2 separate regions of the Mus musculus genome follow, and region 2 is linked to region 1. The links are chromatin contacts, found by Hi-C or POLR2A ChIA-PET in ENCODE. All regions are on one chromosome and are shown on one strand. Each heading gives the region's core, a stretch centred on a gene start or an enhancer-like site at or near the end of the contact. The rest is flanking DNA. Distances are from core to core; before and after follow the strand shown. Region 1 holds the start of Rrbp1 (ribosome binding protein 1). Region 2 holds the start of Dzank1 (double zinc ribbon and ankyrin repeat domains 1).

Region 1 (2,953 bases), core at 311-2,810:
CTCAGTGGTGAGTGGGTGGTACTATCTTCAGGCAAGAGATAAAGAAACCCCAGGTTCAGAGGTTAGGAGACATGACCCTCCGGTGTTCATGGGGCTGGAATCCAGGTGTGCGACTTCTGCAGTGGTTGGCAGTGCAAGCCAGGCTCCACCTTGTTCCCTTGTCTCTCACGTCCCTAAACACACATCCCACAAGAACAGTCAATACCAGTTGGCTACTCCCTACACGTGCTGGGTCTCCACTGCTGTCTCTCAGATGGGGAAATGGGAAACCTCTGAGAGAAAGCATTTGGTTAGCAACTGTCGACGAAGCGTGACACCTACGGGAAAGAGTCTCTGAAGCATCCTGCACAGCCTGCAGTAAGCCCGGGTCAACCGGCCTCCCTTCCCCGGGCACTGCCGGGGAGCCTGGCGGGCCGGGACAGACGGCGGGCCCAGTGCCAGGGCGCTTGGCCCGCCGGGCCGGAGGTGCCGACTTCCGCCCAGGCCTAGCACCACGGGTCCACTAATCATGGGCGCGGGAAAGAGACGCCAGGCAGGACCCCGGGTGGCCCCAACCCTGGCCAGGTCCCGCACCCTCGTGCCGGTTCCGCGAGGACCCGCCGTGAAACGGTGCTGCGGCCCTGCCGCCAGGGGGAGCAGGGAGCCTCATCCCGTACTCCGGGAAGTTGCTACGGCCAGTCCCGGACGGCACCCGCGGCGAGCCCTGTGGCCCCCGCCCGCCCCGTCGGGGCTGCCGACGTGTCCTGTGGCCACAGCCCGCAGCCCGGGGCTCTGGGCCCCCGCGTCGCCAATCCAGTCTCAGCCCTCGTCCCAGGCCGGCCCACCGCCTTCCGCCCCCCCAACCCCCTCCGGCCCGGACTCCGGCCCGGCAACGTCATCCGGTGGCTTCCCGAAACTTAACCCCTTCCTCCGCCAGCTGTGCGCCGCCCCGCCCCGCCGCCAACTTTCTTAGCCCAACTTCGGAGCGCGCGGGCCGGCCCGACGGCCCGGCCGAGAGGGAGGGGTCGCCACGTCGTGCCGCGGGGCCGCCGCAGCTCCTGGCCTGCCGGCCGGGGGAATCCACCCCGAGGGGCGCGCTCGGCCGACGCCCCTGCACGGGCTCGGCCTGGCACACGCAGCTCCGTCCCACTCGAGGGGCCGCGGCTACCGCCAGGGCGGGCGTGCGGGCCGGCGCCGCCGGGGGAGGGGCCGCCGAGGAGACGTGTCACTCGCGGCGCGACCGGCCCGGCGCCCCGACGGCCCAGCCCGCGCGCCTCCACCGCCGCCGCCGCTGCAGGGCCCGGCCAAGTTTCTTACCTGCAGCGGGAGACGCGAGAGGGAGAGCGAGAGGGCAAGAGCAGCCGCCGCCGCCGCCGCGGAACCGCAAGAGGGGAGCCGGCCGAGCCTCCACCGAGAAGCCGCCCCTGAGCAGCTGCACACACTGCGACCCTGGCGCCGTCCGCCCCGTCCGCCGTCCGCTCCGGCCGCTCGCTGGCTGCGTGCGCGTGTGTGGAGTCGTGGCACTTTCTGCCTCGGAGCTGGCGAACGGCCCCCTCCGCCGGGATCGCCGCCTCCTGCCTTCCCCACCCGGACCAGCCATTCATCGAGCTGCCTCTTCCTATTGGTTCACTAGCCGCCACTCTGCCGGCCTCTGACCAATCAGACCGCGGACGGCCGCGCCGCGGTGGCGACCATTGGCCAAAAAGGAGGGTCTACGTCTCAGCCAATGAGAGAGAGGAGGAGCTGCGGGGAGCCGCGGGGGGCGGGGCCGAAGAGGGGCGGAGCCGCGCAGCGCAACTCTCAGCTCTGCGCGGGGGCGGGTCTCTAACTCCCCGCCCACCTAGGGAGGTCCTCTGCCGGTCCCGCCCACTCCAGGCCTCCGCTCTCCACGCCACCGCTTATTCGGATTTGGCTCCGCCTAGGCCGATAGACTGCGGTTCGAATCCCCTTGGCCGCAGGCTGCTCTTTTCCTCCACACTGCCGGGCTGAGGTGGCCGTGAATGTTACCCTCAGGAGGACTGCACAAACCGTGAACAACTGGGAAAATGCCTTATTTAAACCCAAATAACGTCACACAAAGCACCAGCCTCTGGGTCTAAAGAAGAGTTCTGCAAGGGTCAGAGCAGGGAGGATGGGGCCTTATCTATCCGTAAAGGCACTGCATTCTGCATTCCATATTTTACTGAATAAGTGGGAGAATTGAGGTGGAAGACCTGGAAAGAACAAAAGAAATAGAGGTGGAAATTTTGATAAGAAAAGCCACTCCCTAAACAGAATAATATACTGTCCTTGTACAAATCACACAGCAGAGTTACATCCATCCTGTGACACTTGATTTCAGATGTTGGGACCATGAGGTTTTGGCCCAAGAAAATATGATAGCAACCCAGGAAATTGATCTAGTGATACTCCAAATATTAGCCAGCTACCCCTTTATAAAAACAAAAAAACAACAACCAACACCTACTTAGAAGAGGGGTGCATATGCCACCATGCACCAACTCTCTGCTTGATTCTCTCCTTCCATGGCTGTTTCTAGGGATCAAAACTCAGTCAGATTGCATAGAAAGTACTTAAAAGTAGTTTCCCTGTGCCATCTCATCAACACAAAAGCCTCTCTTCAAAACCAAGTTCAATTGAAATAACTTAACTTTAAGTGCTTTTCTTTTCTTTTTTTTTTTTTTTTTTTTTGAGTCAAGGTCTCACTATGTGGCTGTCCCACAACTTGCTTTGTATAACAGGCTGGCCTAGAACTCAAAGTCACAGAGTTCCTCCTGCCTCTGTTTTCTGAGTACTGGCATTAAAGGCATGAAACACCATGCCAGCTTAAGTTTAGGTTATAACCATTTTAACTGCAGCTCTTAAAATTATTCCTTTGAGCCTGAGGCAAGATCAGCCTCTTTGAAATGAAGTTTGGTCTCTCTCCTCTGTCCCCCACCCCCCTTTCGAGTCCACACAGAATTTGATATCAGGC
Region 2 (3,373 bases), core at 274-2,773, 520 kb after region 1:
TGGATATTCACCTAAACACTTTACATCTAATAAAGACAAACAGATGAATTCGCTAGGAGGCTGGAGCTGCTTTAAAAGGGCAGGTCCACGGATGAGGCAGAGCAGAATCCACCTCTAACGCTCTGAGCTCAGTTCCCTCGAGATCATTCACTCTTCACTGCCTTCAGCCAGTGCGCGCGCACATGCACACACACACACACACTCACTCTCCTGACTTCAAGGCAACTCATTACATAAGGGGAGCAGGTAACTCTGCACGTAGCATGAATTACTTAGAGCCAAATCTTAAAAGAGGTTCTAACCCCCCACAGTCTCACCTTTGCAAACCACTGCAGTGTATTGTATTTTGGAAAATATACTGCAAAGACTGCAGAGCATCAGCTCTCAATAGAAAGGAAGTTGACATGGATATAAACCCACAACCATCATTTCCTATTAGCTCTGCTATTTTGTAAATAACTAGCAGGGCAGAAACCTTATGGGTCTTTTCTTTGAGGTGGGGAGGAGTCCTCTTAATCCAGTATTTGCAACTTGCACTGTAGCTTCAACGATTGTGGCTACATTATTATTCAATTATAATGTACATATTCATCTCACTTTTATAATCAACATTTTGCATCCTCATTTCGCCCCCCGCTCCCCCGAGACAGGGTTTCTCCGTGTAACAGCCCTAGCTGTTATGGAGCTCTACCTGTAGACCAAGCTGGCCTCCAACTCACAGAGATCCACCTGCTTCTGACTCCCAAGTGCTGGGATTAAAGGAATGAGACACCATGCCTGGCTTACAATTTTTCATGTAACAATTTGTTGTTCAGTGGTGAGGTCATTTTTTTTTAAATGGTAGTTGGAATTCTGATCATGTTGCTGTGAACATGTTTGCGTTTTGACATATCTTGTTCTGGAAAGCGAGATAATTAGAATTAAAAGACGAATTTAATGCCTTTTTGGATTCTTCCAGATTGAGGACCAAGAATAAAAACTACAGGTATCTGACCCTTCAGAAATGACGCTGGATGTAGAGGGATTCGCCTACCTTCACATTTCCCTTCGAGTGAGAGTCAGCTAAAATAAAGATAGCTGAAAACTAGATTCTAAATAAACACCGTTGGTTCGAGACTGAAGTGCTCACGGTTAGCTATTAGCTGCTCTTGGAAACCTGGGGTGGTCACTGGACCTCACAGGAAGGAGACAGAGATGGCTGATTCGCTAGGTCCACACCGCAGCCTGGTGTCAGTGTCATGCCACCAGCATCTCCCAACATCCTGCACCTGAACCATCTCCTCGCTGCCCAAACCAGGACCCAGACCCTGCGTCATGCCCTCGGCCTCGCGAGGCAGTCAGAGATGCCTAATTCCCTCCCAACCCAGTGAGAGATGCCCTTCTCCTCACCCTTCTCCAGCCTCAAGGACAGAGATTAAGGACCCCCGACGCAGCACCGCCGCCGCCAACCCGTTGTCAGGTTTCTCACGGTCTCACCACAGCTCCTCCGCTGCAGCTTGCGTTTCCACAGACGCTGCGAACCGCGCCCCGCCCATCGGGAGCCGAGCAGATGATTGGCAGGGAAATCGACATCCTAGCAACCAGCCCCGCCCTTGTCTCTGGCTGCAGCCTCCGTCTGGTACCCGCCTCCAGATCCTTCTGCGACACTTTCTTGTAGGTGTCCAAGAATATGCCTTCTCGGCGGCTGGAAGAGGCTGAAGGGTGCGTACTGGAGCCAGAGGCTCTTGTCCGACAAGCACTGAAATTTGAGACAACGGAAGGGAGTCGCTGTGGCGACCCTGCCGAGCAAGGCGGAGCAGGCACAGCACGGGCGCCCCAAGCCGATCCGATGAAGAAGGCCCAGCGCGACCGGATGAAGAAGGTCCCTCGCCTCTCTCTCAAGCCTCGGTCCCCGGCGCGCGCCTCCACCGGTTCCCGAGACTTCCAGCGCGCTCCGAGGGGCCACTTTTCCTCTAGTCTCGAAAACTGCCCTCATGGCGGAGGTGAAGGTCAAGGTGCAGCCGCCGGACGCGGATCCGGTGGAGATAGAAAACAGGTACTGCAATAAAGCTAGGCTCCCGACGCTAAGCGAGCAGTCAGCTGGGTAGCGGGACCCCCTTCTCTCTCAGTCCCGCGGGGAGAGGCTGGGGTAGACTGGTCGAGCACGCGGGAGCGGGGTTGCCGGGTGTCTGGGCGACCCCCCCGCCCCGATTAGGGAGAGTAGAACTCTTCAGAAGCTCTAGAGCAGCGGGACAGCTTGAAACGTTGTGGAACTGGGTTCTCCGGGATTCTATTAGAGCACTTGGAACGTGACAGCAGCCAGGGCCAGAAGAGAGACCTGCATTTTCCCTGTAGTTCTTGGACATGTGTTCGAATCCAGGATTGCCCGGTTGCCAAGGGAAGTTCTATAAGAGAACGTTGGGGCCAAATGAGGGTTCAGTTTGTGATTACAAAGGACCATTGAGCCAAGTAGGTTCAGTGAGTGCCTTAACTCCCGTAGTGCACATGTGTTTCTAGGTTATAATGTATTTAAAAGACGACTTTCTCAACATTATTATTGTGGATAATAAGTTTATTACACCTCCAAACAAATTAATCCCTCCAGTTTGTTTGGAGGGGATAATTCTCAAGACTCCAGTTATGGTGAATCACTATGCTGCCCCCCACCCCCACCCCCGAATATTCTATTTGCTTTCTGCCCACAGACCTTGGAGTCACTTTGCTGTACTTATTCCCATTGACAACATTGAGCTTTTTAGCTTGACTATCGTGTATCTTCCTTATTTGCCTTTAAAAGCAAGCAAACATAAACCATTTATACCGTTGTTCCTAGAATTATAGAATTATGCCACCAGTTCCCTCATGGAATCACAGATCAAGTAATTCAGAACGAAATGCCTCACATTGAAGCCCAGCAGCGGGCAGTGGCCATCAATAGACTGTTATCCATGGTAAGGTGAAGTCAACCAATTCATGTAATTTGTTGTATATTCTGGTTTTCATTGCTTCCTGTCATATCGTTGTGATGGCTAACCTTATGTGTCAGCTTGGCTGGGCTCTGAGATCCTAGATATCTGCCTGTTTGCTGTTTCTGGGATGTTCTAGAATGTGGTATTTGAACTGATGTGCTGACTGTAGGCAGTGAATGGGCACCATCCAATTTAGTATCAGCCTAAGCCAAAGACATGGAGGACACAGGAACTTGCCCCAGCCCACTCTGAGCCCCAGGGCCAGCCTTCTGCCTTCACCACTCTGTCCTTAGACTTTCGGATCCCATCTATACCATTGACTTCCCATCACCGAGGTTAATGCATCCGGTCTGTGCCATTGATCTGTGCCGCTGGCCTTCTCTAGTCTCCAGCTTGCAGGAGACGTACAAGAATTCTCCCCCCAC

Evidence for each region. Hi-C counts contacts between places; a loop is a spot of excess contacts on that map. ChIA-PET counts read pairs that join two places held with the same protein, here RNA polymerase II (POLR2A).
Region 2: a loop to region 1 is called in a map of T-helper 17 cell, with 5 times the contacts of the local background. The contact joins the promoter of Dzank1 here to the promoter of Rrbp1 in region 1. A Hi-C loop is called at or near these places in 1 of 37 maps with a recorded cell type or tissue (T-helper 17 cell). POLR2A ChIA-PET finds 5 or more read pairs at or near these places in 1 of 5 experiments (embryonic stem cell).

The regions. Positions count from the first base shown.
Region 1 is chr2:144,009,703-144,012,655 of GRCm38, forward strand. It overlaps Rrbp1 (ribosome binding protein 1), which reads right to left and starts at 1,561. Exons shown (of 24, transcript NM_024281.2): 1 at 1,297-1,561.
Region 2 is chr2:144,525,891-144,529,263 of GRCm38, forward strand. It overlaps Dzank1 (double zinc ribbon and ankyrin repeat domains 1), which reads right to left and starts at 1,524. Exons shown (of 21, transcript NM_172859.3): 1 at 1,390-1,524. It overlaps Polr3f (polymerase (RNA) III (DNA directed) polypeptide F), which reads left to right and starts at 1,855. Exons shown (of 9, transcript NM_029763.3): 1 at 1,855-2,035; 2 at 2,813-2,930. The coding sequence starts at 1,974.